Linked DNA regions of Homo sapiens: region 2 is linked to region 1. A link is an interaction called in ENCODE POLR2A ChIA-PET data of the cell type or tissue named here. Cell type or tissue: PC-3. All regions are shown on one strand. Each heading gives the region's core, and the rest is flanking DNA. Links, peaks and the distances in the headings are about the cores only. Region 1 overlaps MACC1-OT1 (MACC1 3' UTR overlapping transcript 1). Region 2 overlaps MACC1-OT1 (MACC1 3' UTR overlapping transcript 1).

What was found. ChIA-PET counts read pairs that join two places held together with the same protein. Peaks named below come from ENCODE experiments on the same cell type or tissue, not always from the same donor. Only the 100,000 strongest peaks of a DNase experiment are listed, where the experiment ranks them.
Region 2: POLR2A ChIA-PET joins it to region 1 with 6 read pairs; 1 of 35 experiments calls an interaction of 5 or more read pairs at or near these places.

Annotation. Positions count from the first base shown.
Region 1 is chr7:20,027,688-20,036,034 of GRCh38, reverse strand. It overlaps MACC1-OT1 (MACC1 3' UTR overlapping transcript 1), which reads left to right. Exons shown (of 6, transcript NR_110114.1): 3 at 7,076-7,116. Among named protein-coding and RNA genes, the nearest start is that of MACC1-OT1, 110 kb to the left of the region's middle. In PC-3, for the core only: no CTCF peak of the experiment used is centred there; a DNase peak (open chromatin) is centred at 4,854; H3K4me3 peaks cover 367 bases; H3K27ac peaks cover 1,222 bases.
Region 2 is chr7:20,079,306-20,087,652 of GRCh38, reverse strand. All of the region lies in intron 1 of MACC1-OT1 (MACC1 3' UTR overlapping transcript 1), which reads left to right. Among named protein-coding and RNA genes, the nearest start is that of MACC1-OT1, 57 kb to the left of the region's middle. In PC-3, for the core only: no CTCF peak of the experiment used is centred there; a DNase peak (open chromatin) is centred at 3,682.

The DNA.
Region 1 (8,347 bases), core at 78-8,077:
CCACCCTTCACCTATTTTACGTATACCTACCCTTTTCTAATTGGTTTTCTACACTGTTATGCCCATGTTTGAGTGGTGTCTTCTCTTTAAACTGTTTTTGTATACTCACAAACCAATCAGCACGCACTCCCCATCCTGTTCCTATAAAGACCCCAGACTCAGTCAGTAGAGGAGGAGATGACTTGACTTCAGGCAAGAGACAACCTGACTTAGGGGAAGATGACCTGCCCTTCCCATCCCCTCTCCAACTTTCCTCTCAGCTGAGAGATGTTTTCATCACTCAGTAACATTCTCTACCTTCACCATGCTTCAGTAGTCCACGTGACCTCATTCTTTTTGGACTCTGGACAAGAGCCTGTGACCCACCAAGTGCAGGTACCCAGAAAATCTGTCTCACTGGCCCTTTGCCCTTGCCAGCGGAGGGCAGTCACCCCACACAATGAGGCAAGGGGCCAACTGAGCTGCTAATGCACTGCCATTTGTGGATGGCAGAACTAAAGGAGCACTATAACACTCCCTCTGGGCTTCAGGGTCATGGCACCCTCACCTGGGCACCGATGTGCTCCCCTCAAGGTGACACGCCTGGTCTGGCCATGGGCCCTGCACAAAGCTTGCTTGGGTGTCGGTACCCAGAGTGGCTGGCCAGATCTCACACTCTCTCATGTGCTCCTTCCTGCAAGGGGCTGAGCACAGTGGGCTGAGTAGACTCAGCAACCCTGCTATGAGTCTGGTGAAGGGGCTGAGAAAAATCCTGCATCATTGGGGCTTGGACTTTCTTGCTCCAGGGAACATTTGCTCCACCATATTAACAACACTGCTGGCCTTGCTGATGACAGACATTCTAGAGAGGAGCCCCAGCCATCCTAGTTGTCCCAGTGGAGATTTGTCCCAGTGGAGATCCTTGTTATGGGAATAAAGCCAACTCCACCCAAACCTTCCTGACCAGAAGACATGACCAGGTGACCCATATAATTGTAGGGGAGAAACTGTCTGGGAGGAACTATGTCGTCAATTATTTCCTGAATAATAATGATAATTATAATTTTAAGCCTTTCAAACTCTTTCATATATATTGTCTTCATTGATCCTCTTAATACTTTAGTAAAGTATTTAGCCAGGCATAATTTTCCTCCTTGAAATACAGAAAGGTTATGTGATCTGCTCAAGATGACCCAGCTAAGTGGGAAGACAGCTTGTGTGCTGCAAAAGAGCATCCATTTTTTTTTTTTTTTAATTTAGGAGACTTGAATTACTAATCTTATAACTTGGTGTTTGTTCCTATGCAAGTGAATTCATCACTTGGATCCTTAGTTTACTAACTTTAGGTGGAAAAATGCCTGCGTACCCTTATAATGTTTTTATGAAAATCAAATGAGGAAAGGTTTTGTGAAATGATTTGCACAAATTCTAAAACACTACACACAGTGAATCAGATTGGCTTCCTAACTTTTAGTTTAGGAAGTTTAGTTTAGTTTAGTTTAGTGTTTCACAGTGGTTAATTTAAAAAATGAAACTTTCTTGAAATCGATAAACTAGCACATTATATTTCATGGTCTTTCTATTCAAATATTTGGTCAGAACTGTATCAAAATGTCACAATAAGAGCAGTAGCCCAAGCCTCATGTTATTTCAATCTACCAGAACCACACAATGGGGAAATGAAGAAAAATGCTAGAGACAAATTAAACAGCACCATTAAAAATGATCAGTGACTTCAGTAATCTCCTGTCCAGTAAGAGACTCTTTTTGAATATGAGCCATGATTTTTCAACAAAGGAGGAAGTGTTTTTGAGTGCTTTATGTATGTCAGATATTCTGCAAATGCATTGCATACATGGCCTCTTCTTTTACATCTTGCAGCAACCTCTTGAAATGTTATACAATTTCCATTTTAACACGAAGACACTGAAGCCCAGGAATGTTAAACAGGGGACTCCTAAAATTTTATTACTACGTCAGGGAGCTGGGAACTAAACTCTGGTTTGTGCCCTAATTATGATTCGAAAAACAAAACAAAAACAACTTTAAAAAATCACTAGGTTTCCCAACATTATTCAAACTGTTGTTTTGGTTGCAAAATCATTTCATTGTTAATAATTATAGTTATGTTGCTCTTTGTCAAACAAGCATTCTTGCTATGTTTTAACCGCAATGACTAGCTCCTAAGTGATACAAGGAATGGAAATTTTAGTACAGTTAGTAAGACAACCTCATGATGATTTGTAGCATCAGCTCTATGATTCCAAAAATAGAGCTCACTGAAGCAACACAGCCTTTGGCTGACACAACAGCAAGCAAAAGTCATTCTAGCCCAAGGCTTCTAGTTGGACCTTGCATTTGTTAGAACTGCTTATGAATCTTCCTTTTCCCTTAACAAGTGGGAGCCACTATTGCTCCCTTCAGCACAGACAGTGCCTTTGATTTAAAATGCCCGTAGACTGCTTAGGCCAAAGAAGGTATTTGGGGAACCATTTTCCTCTATGGAAAAGCAAAATAACTCCTAGAGGGAAATATCCAGTAGAAATGACATTTGCAACATCTGCAACACAGCAGGGTGATCTCTGTGGACTGTATTTTCTGTCTGAAAGAGTTGTAAATGCTGAAGAGACATAATGCAAGGGATGGATTTGTTTAGCTGTGTTCTCCAAAAGTGCTTATCTTTGAGTTTAGGTTCTAAAGAAATAATCAAAAAGGCAAGTGAATGCACCAGACTTCAGAGGCGTAAGATTGATTTGTAGAGGAAATAAACTGAGGTATTTAACTTTAGAGACAACACAGCTCAAAAGAACAGTCATAGTAGTTTTTGTGTCTCCCTTAATTCATTTTTCTGTCTCTCCCTTCCTCCCTCATTCCTACCTCTACCTTCCCCTTGAACATGGGTTCAAATGATGATTAAAAAAGCAAAAAATAGTAATATTTTATGCCCAGTTACCTCACTGGTGTTTTATTGCTGAAAATAGCAATGAATCATGCTTGGTTTCAATGAAGTAAGTATCTTGTCCAGTGGAAGAGAGATTTGTTTTTTTTACCCATTGAGTGGGTAGTGTTTTCCCTAACATCTGCAAAGGCACTTCCACTCTCAAACTACTATAACAAATCAGAATAAAAGACGTACAAAATTTCCAATCTCAACAACTTCCAGTTTTTGGTAAAGATATGAGATGGGATAATGGGACTTCTATATAAAAATCTATTTTTAAGTTTTTAAGTGCTTCAAAAGAAGATCCATCTCTGGGGAATGAGGATGTGATACAGACTACACAACCCTTGGTGCCACTCTCATTACATAGTCTAACCAAGTGGGAATTCAAAAGTAACTTTCCAAAGTATCATTATAAGGACATTTATGTCTGACCAGATGCATCAAGATGTCACATTCTCATGGCCTTTGCATTGATTCAAACAAAAGTAGACCCTTCTGAGATTTTGAAACTTTCAGCTTCTTTTCTACTAAAATATAGAATTGTGGGTTGTATTGTGATTCAAATAAAGTTATGCCTTACTTACATTACTGCGTAAAATGTATACAAAAAATGCAGTCTCATTTTGAAGTATTTTGTGGCTTATTAAATAAAAGCAATATATTACAATAAGAGCAAACAAAAGAATATTGTTCTATAGAAATTAAGTTATTGATCTACCCACATATAAATGCAACAAATAACTTTTGATTGCCTATTCTGTGCTCAGCTCTGTGCCTGGTTCTGGGCATATACAAGAGGTAAATGACCTTCTGCAAATTGAGATGGCTTTTTGGTGACCTCATAATATCATGGCCTAATCAAGGCTATGATTAAACAAAAATAGTCAAATGCATAGTCATGTAATAGATTTGTAGAAGCAACATACAATGCAAGTCAAGGAATATGACAAATTAAGTTGGGAATTTCAACTGGAGAAGAAAGCAGAGAAAAGGTCATTGAAAACATAGCTAAGTGGCCAGGCTAGATAGTGTTCACTTCTGCTGATCTGATTAAATTGGGATGATATACTGAACTCTCTGACACAGACAGAATATTTTAGTTTTCTGAGCAGATAATTTGATGAATAAGGAATAAAAAGTCTGTGTTTACAGCCTACATATATGAAAAAGTTATGATCTGGGCAAAAACTTACAAGTAAATCCTGGCCTTGACTGAAGGATACTGTATTATAGAGGTATAGGTGCTATTATAGGAGTGTTTGCCTATATCCCTCTAACAATCTTTGTGAATTATGGCACATAAAAGGCACTGATGCACCTGGTTCTTATCACTGATTTCATGGAAGATGCTGATAATCAGTCGTTATATGCTTTCCTCAGAATCTTTCTCAGCACTGTGTTCTAAGCAGCCAATGGCTAACTACCAGAATTGGTAATTAATATAAAAGATTTTTGTTACTCTGCTTCTGTATGCCTAATTAGTGGTGACAAATTATGTTGTGAGATGGTAATTATTTCTCAGGACAGAAAAATGAAATGATAGTCTCAATATTTATTGATCACCTTCTATGAGTCAGTCATTGTGCATTTAAAATTACCTTTATTACCCCATTTGACTTTGAGTCCCACCTAGTGAAAAATATATTACTATCGTTCCCTTATAAGAGATTAAATAACTTGCCTAAGGTCAGGTAGCTGGAAAGTGGCAGAGCTGAGATTCAAATCCAGATCTGTCCAATTTGAGAGTTCAGGTTCTCACTGTCTCACCAAACCTAAAAATGCAATTTCCCCTCCCCTTTGTCAGAATTGAAGTTCAGTTTTGTGGCTCTGAGTTGACTTCTCTTTTCTAGTCATATGTCTAAATTAAGCTCCCAGGGATTCCCCCTCCTACCATTGCTATTCCAGGGAAATTAGTATCTAATGTTAAGCTCAAATTACATAGTTGTAGGTATTTATAAAAATTCCTGTGGGTAAATGTAGCCACATGAATATGGTAAATTGTATTTACTCATATTGTAAACATGAGCATCTACTGTGTGAGACACTTTGATAGTCCTTGTGAAAGATAAAAAGACAAGGCATGTGAAATTCAGCTGTACAAGACACTCAGGAGATCACATATTTCATTTTCTTTTGTTCTGCTTTCAGAAGGAAAAATGATCTGTTTCTAGCTGTGGGCTCATTGTGGACTGTAGGGAATGACTTTAGAAGACGATTTTGTTTTTAGTAAAGGCAAACTAAGTTATTCACACTCACAATCTATGACTAAACTTGCAGGATACAATCTTTCTCAAAAGCTGTGGATTACTGACAAAATAGTATGAAGTTATTAGGCCAAATAAAGGCAAAACAAGAACCTAGAAAGGTAAGCAGAGCATGAATTTTCTGTTGCATTACAGATGCTTCCCTATTTTAGCAAATTTGTACTTTTACTTTGATGCCTTATGAGTCAAAAGGGAATAAATTAAAGCTCAGAGGACATACAAGTAAAAAGGCTTAGAGGAGAACTACTTCCAATAACATCCAGGACAGCAAAGGGCTGCACCCTCAGGATAAGAGTGAACCAAAAGCTTACCAGCCCTGCGTGGGCTTGCCGCATGGTTTCACATTGTCTGGGCAGTCTGAGAATCTCAGCTCCACATTTGCTTTAAGGTGAATCTAGACTAGAGGTGCACCAAGGCACCTAGCAGAAGCAATTGTGCTTTCTTTTTGAAAATATTATAGTACATTTATCTGTACTTTAAATTATCAAAATGATTTTATTTCTTAAAGAATAAACATCAAATAGTCAAAATTAACAAAGCACATAAAGATATACTGCACCATCAGTGAAAAGAGACCCACAAAGATTCCTGTAAATTAGAATTTTCAGATTCAGATACAGGCTATTATATTGGAGGAAAAAAACAACTATGCTTATATGTTTAAATAAGTGAAAGATAATTTTGAAAATACATGCAAGTAATATATGCAACTTAAAATATTAACATAGCAGATATGTAAGTTTACAGATTTTTACCAGATGAAACTTTCAGAAATTAAAAAAAAATTAAATAATTCAAGGAACATTTTAAATAGCAAATTAGGCACAGCTGAAGAGATAATTAGAAACTTATAGATGCATCAAAAACAAAAATAAACTAATATACGGCACTGATGAAAAAATGTTAGAAATTATAGAGAAGAGGGTAAAAGATAGAATATCAAGTGAGAAGGTATACAGTATAATTAATCAGTCTCAGAAAATAATCCCATTTTCGCTGGGGCTTTGAAAAGACAATGGTTGAAAATCTTCCAGAAGTGATGACACCAATTTGCAGACTCCATATCACAACAAACAACAAGCATAAAAATAAAATAAAATCTACATCTAGAGGCTGAAATTTCACAGAACAAAGAAGATAGAAACAAATTCAAAGCAGAGTAAAAAGAGGGCAGCTATTAAATTTGCTCAGCAGCAAAAATGGAAGTCAAAATTCAAAGGAATATTTGAAATGTTTTGAAAGATTATAACTTAGAATTCTACACCAAGTCAAAATAGATTTCCAGAATGAGCTAAGAAATATTTTTATGTAAAAATAACAAATACAAAAATTTAAAAAATTGAGAGAGTTAATTATCAGCAGAGCCTCATTAAAGGAACTTGAAAAGGGTTGGGCATAGTGGCTCAAGCCTCTAATTCGAGTACTTTGAGATGCTGAGTGAGGCAGATCACTTGAACTCAGGAATTTGAGATCAGCCTGGGCAACATGGTAAGACCATGTCTCTACAAAAATTAGCCAGGCATGGTGGCACGCACCTGTAGTGTCAGGAGGCTGAGGTGGGAGGATCTCTTGATCCTAGTAGGTTGAGGCTGCAGTGAGCCATGATTGCATCTCTGTCCTCAAGCTTGGGTGACAGAGTGAGACCCTGTGTCAATAAATAAGCAAATAAAGAAATAAAATTGAAAAGGATATATTTCAAGCTGAAATAAAATGATTCCATTGGAAGATGTGAGAAAAAGAATGAATGGAGAACAAATAATGTGGTCAATAATAATCATATTAATTTTTTGTGGTTCTTAAACAATGTAATAAAAATAACAAAATGAATAATATAGAAGTTGTATTGAATTAAATGGAGGAAAATAATCTAAGGTCTCCATATTTGCAGGGAGAAGAATAAAGACATTGTTGAACTTAGACTTTGACAAGGTAAGTAAGTAAATTATATTATAATTTTTATGGTAACCATTAATTGGGCATATAAATAAAGATAATGCCTTTAAGTAAGTGGGGTGGAAAATACTGAAATATTTATAAAATATTTGACCAATCCAGTAGAAGAAAAGAAAGGAGAGAAAAAGAAATAGTACAGAATAAATAGGTGAAACCACAAATAAATAATTACCTTCCAAATGAATAGATTATTTTCTCCAATTATAGAAAAAGTAATTCAAAATACAGTACAAAATCTATATACTGCTTATAAAAGAAACATGGAATATAAAGTTTAAAGTGCAAGGAGAAAGGAGGTATGTTCAAAGTTAAAGGAAGTCTACTGCTGGAGGTGAAGACTTCACAATAAGCTCATCAACAGAAACATATAACCCTTTTTACATTTGTAGATACCTGTATTAGTTCATTCTCACATAGCTGCAAAGAACTACCTGAGAATGGATAATTTATAAAGAAAAGAGCTTTAATTGACTCAAGCTCTATAGGCTGCACAGGAGGTATGGCTGGGGAGGCCTCAGGAAACTTACAATCAATGGCAGAAGGTGAAGGGAAAGCAAACACATTTTCACATGATGGCAGGAGAGAGAGAGGGAAAAGGGAAGTGCTACATACTTTTAAACAATCAGTTCTCATGAGAACTCACTCACTATCACGAGTACAGCAAAGGGAAAATCTGCCCCCATGACCCAATCACCTCCCACCAGGACCCACCTCCAACATTCAGGATCACAATTCAACATGAGATTTGGGTGGGGACACACAGCCAAACCATGTCAGTACCTAGTAACATATTCTTAATATCTATAAAGACAACACACACACACACACACACACATACACACACACACACTCATATGGTGTTGAAATTCATATGCAAGGAGAAATAGATAAAACCACAATATTAGTGGTATAACTGGACCTAGGTTCCACTGCTCACTACCTGCAAGCCAAACATTAGAGGCGACGGTTGGTGGGAGGATAAGCAGATTTAATTGGAGAGCCAGCATACTGAGAAAATGGTAAACTATCACGCTAAAGAACCACCTTAAATTTTAAAATTTACCGTAGGGTTTTAAAAGAGAAACTTGGTATGAGAGATATGCAAGAGTAGTGCAGGATCCAGGGTCTGTGTGTCTTGTTCCTATGGCTATCTTGGGATATTGATCTTCCTGAGGGCTTATTGGTCTTACCTTGACTTCCGTGCATG
Region 2 (8,347 bases), core at 39-8,038, 52 kb before region 1:
CAGCCTCCATTGCCTGGCTCAAGCAATCCTCCCACCTTAGCCTCACAGGTAGCTGAGACTACAGGCACGCACCATCATACCTGCCTAATTTTTAAAAATGTTTCTTGTAGAGACAGGATATTGCTATGTTGTCCAGACTGTTCTCAAATTCCTGGGCTCAGATGATCCTCTTGTTTTGGTCTCTCAAAATCTTAGGATTACAAGTATGATCCACAGCACCTGGCAGGGTCTTATTTTTTTTTTTTTTAATAAGCATTAGCATCAACAATGAAAAAGTAATCATGAATTGCATGGAAAATAATATATGTCTTCCAATATAGAAATAAAAAGCAATTTGGCCAAAAGGACAAAATGAGTAAAAGGGGATTTTCAGTCCTTGATTTGCCTTCCTACTTCTTAGTGTCAATGAGAAGAGTCAAACTCTGTAAAATATTTGAAGAGATTTATTCTGAGCCAAATTTGAGGAGCATGACTTATGATACAACAGCAGGAGGTCTTGAAAACATGTTCCCCAGGTGGTTGGGCTACAGCTTGGTTTTACACCTGTTAGGGAGACATAAAACATTAGTCAATACATGTAAAGTGTAAAAATTTCATCCAGAAAGGTGAGAGAAGTCGAAGCAGGGGGCTTTCAGGTCATTGGTGGATTCAAAGATTTTCTGATTAGCAATTGGTTGAAAAAGTTAAATTATTATCTAAAGACTTGGAATAAATAGAAAGGAGTTTCTGGGTTAAGATAAGGGGTTATGGATCCCAAGGTTTTTATCATGCAGACAAAGGCTCTAGATAGCAGACTTCAGAGAGAATAGATTGTAAATGTTTCTTATCAGACCTAAAAATGTGCCAGACTCTTAGTTAATTCTCTCCTGGATCAAGAAAGACACCCAGAAGAGAAAAGAGATTTTCTACAGAATGTAGATTTTCCCCTCAAGAGACAGTTTTCTGGGCCATTTCAAAATATGTCAAAAAATATATGAACAGGTGCGGTGGCTCATGCCTGTAATCCCAGCATACTGGGAGGCCAAGGTGGGTGGATCACTTGAGGTCAGGAGTTTGAGACCAGCCTGGCCAACATGGTAAAACCTTGTCTCTACTAATAATACAAAAATTAGCTGGGTGTGGTGGCAGATGCCTATAATCCCAGCTACTTGGGAGGCCGAGGCAGGAGAATCGCTTGAAAATGGGAGGCAGAGGTTGCAGTGAGCCGAGATTGCACCACTGTACTCCAGCCTGAGAAACAGAGTGAGACTCCATCTCAAAAAATATATATATATAATATATATATGTGAAAAAAAATATATATACGTAAAATACTTTGATTTCTTTCAGGGCCTGCTGTCATGTTAGTATCTTATTGCTACAAAGAGTCTGTTTTGTCATTCTTAAGGTCTCTGTTTTAATATTAATACTGGTCAGCTGTGCCTGAGTTCTAAAGGGAGGAGGGTATAATGAGACATGTCCAACCCGTGCCTTCCTATTATAGACTGAACTACTTTTTCAGGTTAACTTTGGAATGTCCTTGCCTGAGAGGAGGGGCCCATACAGTTGGTAAGAGGGCTTACAATTTTATTTTTGGTTTACATTAGTATAGCTACTGCCTCTAAAGGTTGACTTTCTACTTGTGCAGTAGGACAAATCTCTAGCTAATTTAATGATGCATCTCCATAAATTTTCTTCTCTCTCCCGTACTATCACTATTTCACTGTCTGTTGTATCATTCCCTTCAGCATCCAGACATGCTGTTATTTCTCCCATATTAAAAACATCTTCATTCCACTTCCCCTGTGAGTTACAGCCCTGTTTATATATACTCTCTGTTTCAGATTTCTTCCCTCCTAAATTCTCTTAGTCAGGTTTTCTCTAACTTAGTCAGGTTAACTCTACTAGGATCTTTGGCTAAATTTCCATATTGCTAAATTCAGTATTCAACTCACTGTCTACATCTTAAATCTTTCAGCAACACTTAACATAAGGAATTATCCTCTTCATTGCCCTCTTAACAGAAGCGATTACCTTCTTCAAGACACCCTTCCTTCACTTGTCTTCCAGGGCACCACACAACTTTGGTTTTCCTCCTCTCTCAACGGGAGTTCCTTAATAGTCCATTTGCTGGTTCTTTGTCTTTGCCCAACCACTTATCCTGAAGTGTTCCCAAGTTCATCCACCTCTTCTCTACCTATACTCATTCTTTTGGTGATCTCATTCCTTCTAATCACTACTGATTCTCAAATTTATGTCTCTGGCCGAATCTGTAATCCAAAGCCAAATGCTAACTTAACATCCATATAGGTTGTGTAATAGACATCACAAATCAACATGTCGAAAACGAAACCAGTAATACTTCTTTCTCTATGTGCAGCTTTCTCCATCTGCTTTTTGTCAGCTCATCCTTTCCGTTGTTTTTGCCAAGTAAGTCTTCTGACCTTATCTCTTTTTACTCATCCCCTTGCTCAGTTTTTTCAGTGATGCCAGCACTGTGTAATTTTGCAGTTTTGTTATTCATGTCATCTTGGGTCTTTTGCTAAGCTATTTTCTCCTCCAGGACCACCCTTCTCCCAGATATCTATCTCTGTTACCAGTTTTGAGACTTTGCTCAAATATCTCATTTATAATGAGGCCTACACTGAATACCTTATTTAAAAATATATCCTGCCCTTTTCATCACAGAATTTTTAACCATCCTTACCCTACACTATATTTTCATGACATTATATTACTATGGAACATATCAGCACATAACATATTATATGATTTACAATTTTATTATGTTTACTATTTGCCTCCTTTCATTAGAATTTGCATTCCTCAAGGCCATGGATCTTTATTTGGTTTCACTACAGTATTTGTTCCAGGAGTCTAGAACACTGCCTAGTACCAAATAGTGCTTAATAGATATTTACTTACAAATCATTGGGGTATATTTGTAGCTAAGTAGCATGAAAAAGAAAGATTCATGGGATATAACCAGAACCTAATTTTATTTCAATCTTTTAATATTTTTTTTAAATCAACGAATTCTGGGAAATCATTCTCATATCCCTGCAGGAAAACTTATACATTCTCCATAAGGTCACTTTAAGGCAAACATAGTCTCAAATTTATGATATTATTGATACTTGTCTTAGCAGGCATGAGCTATAGGACAGAGCCTGCATCTGTGGCTGGCTGCTTCTTGCTTGCCTCATTTTATTTCTTATTAGGTGGCTGCTTCTACTAACCTATCCAGGTAGCTCCATGGGAATGGGGAAAAGAATGGCAGAAGAAAGTTCATACTTAACAGATACTGTCGTAGGGTAGCTTTGTGCTCTCTGGGCCTGGTAGATGTATAAATCTGGCTCTTTCTCTCTAGAGCACTTTGATGGGCTTTGCAGGAGCTTCTCTGCGATCTCCTTAGACAACATCTTACTTTTCAAGGGAGAGGCATTCTCTTCTACTATCTGGCCTTTACTACCATTCACAAGTTTTATATTGGTTTACAGGAGACTGTTGGAAAGCCACTGCCTTTTCAAGAACTCACTGACAGAAGCCAAAACAACAAGTCTACCCTCTCTTCTGTAGTTTTCACATGTACCTTGTGCTCTGTTCACCATTGGAGGGGACCACAGTGGCTTCCCAGAAGCTGCGCTCTTTGCTGCCCCAGGCTACTTTTAGTTTCCTTCAGCATGAGTCACACACCAGTCCCCTTCATTGCTCAACTTCAGAGAACACATATGATGCTCCCTGCATGCTGCTGTTTTAGTCATAATCTGGAGTTATGAGATGGTCTTCTGTCACCTCATGCCATTCTTTTGCAAAAGGAATTTCTTTGTTAACCATCTCCCAATTTCTACACACTTTACTTTGTATAGACTACTTGTTGATTTTTAGGGCCATATTATATTAGTCCTTTTAACTTTGAAATTTCCTCAGGATATCTATCCTTCATCTTGAAGTTTTATATCTATTGTATTTTGGTATCCCAGATAAAACTTTTGATTTACCATCTTTTTAATATACATCTGTGTGTGTGTGTATACGTACACATATATATATATATATAAAATATATGTACATATAGCATTTTGATAACATATTTATACAGCTGGTGAAATTTGTAGATAAGCTTGGTTTGTTGTTTACATAAGTTATCATGAGTGAGATGAGAATTGGGGGATGATGCAGGCAGAGGAATGAGAAAAATGAAAGGTAGAGGGGAATATAAGAAAAAATAAAGTATGGCCCTAAAATGCCCTAGCACCTTATACCATTGTCTTTATAAACTCTGTGTATGTGTGTGTTTCTTTATATGTTCATTATAATATTTATATATATTTAGGGAAAGATGTCTTAAGTCAAAAATAGATTCAGAGTACTGTTTGTAATGTGATTCTATTTAGTTAAAACAAAAGAAGAAATTTAGAAATGTATACAGTTGTATGTATGCATGTGTTGGTAAGGAACAACTTGTGGGAGGAGTCATATAAGGTTGATAAATATTAACATTGATGGCCTCAGGAAAGTGGAATAGGAGGTAGGGAATCAGAGGAATAGGAGGTACAATATCTTTCTAATTTTTCACTTGCTACAAGTAGCACATCTTATAACTTTGTGAATTTTTAAAAATCAGTGTGGCATTGCCCTTCTAACATTCTGGGAAGGCAGATGAGGAAATCACCTGTAAAATGTTACCCGGTAGAAAAACACCTGCTGAGTATGAAGGTGGAAATAGTGAATTTTGGGATATGAGTAGAATGGGAAAAGCTGGAAATAACAGCAGTGGGATTTCTAATACGGACTATACTGGAATTACCAAATTGATTTTAGAAGCGAAAAGACTAAGGTGAAAATGAATAGAATGAACCTTTACAAAATTATCAGTTTAAACTAAAGCCTTTTGTTTATTAGTGACAAATAACTTTGGACTAATAATTTTGAACACAATACAAAAACAAAACAAACTGTAGATTATTACCAGGTTGGATTTGGTAGGTTGGGTAGGTAAAGAAGTTAACAGATCATAGGCTGTTGATGAAAGTATGGTTGACTTAGTTAGGGCACAGGCAGAGTAGAGACAAGAAAAGTATAAGTGAAAATGATAAGCTAGGAAAAGAGAAAAAATCAAGGAGCTGGAATACTCAAAGGTGATAGGGAATGTGTTTAATGAGAATGAGAGAACAAAATGGAGAGAAATAGGATTACCTTATATACAAGTGTGCCTGAGATAATCCCAGTAAAATTAATAATATGGTTTTACTTTACTCTCAGAATTGTCCTTTTGTGAATGATAATTTAAATGAGTTCATCAGGGGGTGGGAAGGGAAAGAAAGACTATTGAGTATAGTGATTAACACAGGAGGCAGGAGATATCTCACCTTCTTGAAAGTGAGGGATCTCAGCTCACAGTGTCTACTTTGGAGCAAAGCAATTAACTACATAAACAGTGATTTACACTATCTTTTGTGCAATGAAGACTCACAGATGAGATAAGTATATGGTTATTTAAGACCATATTTTTCAAACTCTGAGACTACCTTCAAAGTTTAACTGAAAGTTTTGGGAATTTTCTTAGGCATTTATTAAGCAGAGCAATGAGTCCCTTCATAGATTTCTGAACCATCTGGGGAGGGGATCTGCATTCTGACTCCTGTCAATAAGCATCTCTTTACCTTGTTATCCTTTGCTTATGTGTCTTTCAAAACACTGCCTTTGCCTCTGCCTTCCAGTTGTGCCTTCACACACTATATATCTGGATGCTGTAGTCCACAATGTGTGATGACTTCAGCCTTGTGGATGGGTAAAGAATCAAGTACTTGATTTTAAACCAACTAAATGTTGTAGTAAACTTTTGAGTCAGATTAACCAGGGTTAGAATTTTAACTGACATTTACTAACTTCATACAATTACACAAATTGCTTGAATCTTTCTGTTTCAAAAACTTGACACTCTGTAAGTATCTACTTTTCAGAATGTTTCTAAGCAATAGAGGATACATGCAAATTAATTAGCACAGTGGCAAGCATAGGATAAGTGTGAAAAAATGTTAGTTTCTTACTTCTCCTTTGCATGTATTTATAAGTATTTATTCTTCAACAAATTGTGTTCCTTTACTTAGCATCCTCATTGTTTCCTATGTAGTAATGGGTAAATGAATGCCTAACACCAGAACCTATCACCACTGTAACATTTTTGAGATAAAAATCATGCACAAGAAAAAGTTATCACAGAAACAGGGAAAATAGGCTCATCACTCCACATTTCACATATTTGATTTCAAAGTAAAATTTCAAACTGACATTGCAACATTTTTATCTTGCCTCTTACTTTCAGAAAATAATTCATTTAAATTTGTTTTAGATTGTTAGTTTTAAATGGATACAAAGAGAGACAAATTATAAGTTTAATTTTTTTCAGACACTTAAGAGAGTAGTATTTGTTTATTATTCTTAGAGCCTTTACATTGTTAAAGTTTAGGGGGAAACTAAAGGACGCGCTTCATTCTAGTTTACCAATGTGTTAGTTTTTTTATTACTGTGTAGCAAATTACCAGAGACTTAGTTGCATAAAACAATACCCATTTATTATGTCATCGTTTCTGAACATCAGAAGCCTGGGTGTGGAGTAGCTTGCCTCTCACAATCTCACAAAACAATCAAAGTATTAGGTAGGCTGTTTATCCTTTGAAGTTCAGAATCCTATTCCAAGCTGATTCAGGTTATTGACAGAATTGGCTTCCTTGCAGATGTGTGTTTAGGTCCTCACTTTCTTGCTAGCTATTGCCTGGGGACTGTTCTCAGCAACTAGTGACTGCGTCAGGTCACTGCTACATAGTCCCATCCACTCCCAACATGGAAGTTATTTGCTCTTCAGGGTCAGCCAGAAAATCTTTTCATTCTTCATATTTCTTCCCACAAGAAGGCACAGTCCCTTTTAAAGTCTCACTTGTTTAGGCCAGACCTACCCGGGATATTTTCCCTTTTGATTATCTCAAAGCAATTGATTAGAGACCTTATTTTATCTGCAAATGTTTTCATCTTTTTAGTATACCATGATCCATTTGCCATATAACTTGCTAATCATCAGAGTGAATTCCATTATGTTCACTGTGCTTCCTACAGTCAAGGGATGAGATGGGGAGTGTTATACAGGGAATATACACCAGCGGATGGAATCTTGGGTGCTATCGCAGAACCCTGCCTGCTATAATCAGATTCAGGGTAGTATCATATTCATACTGTTTTTGTAGTGAGTTTGGATTGTATAATGTGGAAAAATCAAATTGAATGTATGTGATGTGATTATATTGTACTTCTTTCACCTTTTATCATTTTAATCATTCACAATTAAAAGGATGTTTTTCTTTTTCTTTAACACTTACATAGAAACAATATTTTTAATGTTCACTCCATTTACAATTTAGAGTAAGAAAAATGTCCTGTGGGAGCTTATTACTTTTGGTCATGGTTCTCTTGTTTTATTGTAGAATATTTAAGAATAGCAAAATCATTGCCATTTATTTTTCAGACATAAAAACATAAAAGGGACTTTGTGTGTATGACATAAATTAAAAGTCTACAATTTCATATAATAGGCAGTATCCTATTAGATGAGTAGTGTATTACATGAAAATACTTTTTAATTCTTAGCATTCTTAATTATTGCAACGATCTCCTTTCTCTTTACTATTTCTGTGTAGTTTAAGTTAGTTATCTGCTAAATTTTAGGTAATCCTTTCAACTATATTATTTCTCTAATATTTAACTTTTAAAATACAATGAGAATAAAATGATTATAATAAGTATTAAACTAAAAAAAAAGGTTAGAAAAAGATGAGTTAGAAAAAGTACTATTAAAATGTCAAAACATTCCAATAAATACTCTGGGCCCTACTGCTAATAATATACCTGCAAAATAAAACTATGTTTTTCTATGAAGATCATCTGTAGTATTGTTAAAGAGAAGTCAGGTAGTAGACTCTCTCTTTATTTTGAATTTATTTACAAAGGGCATATTTTTCCTTTGAAAAAACTAGAATTATCTGGAAAGATTTAGGTTTATGGAAGGTTGTTTTACATGTCAGGGGGTCCTAATAACTTATTCCTGCCCCGCCCAGCGCCGCCCAGCACCGCCCCCACCCCAACCAACCAAAAGCATAGCTGGAGAGAAGGGTTTGTATGTAGTTACTTTTGCTAAGAGATTCCCAAGAACTGGAGGGGATGAATGAAAAGAGTTCAACAGGGAAAGTGGGAAAGCCAACCCAAGAGCATGATATTGAGCTGGTCACCACTGTGGACAACTGTGAACTGATCACACTGTAGACCTTCTAAGGACCTGTGTATAAGACACATCCAAATTGTCTGCCAAAGGGAT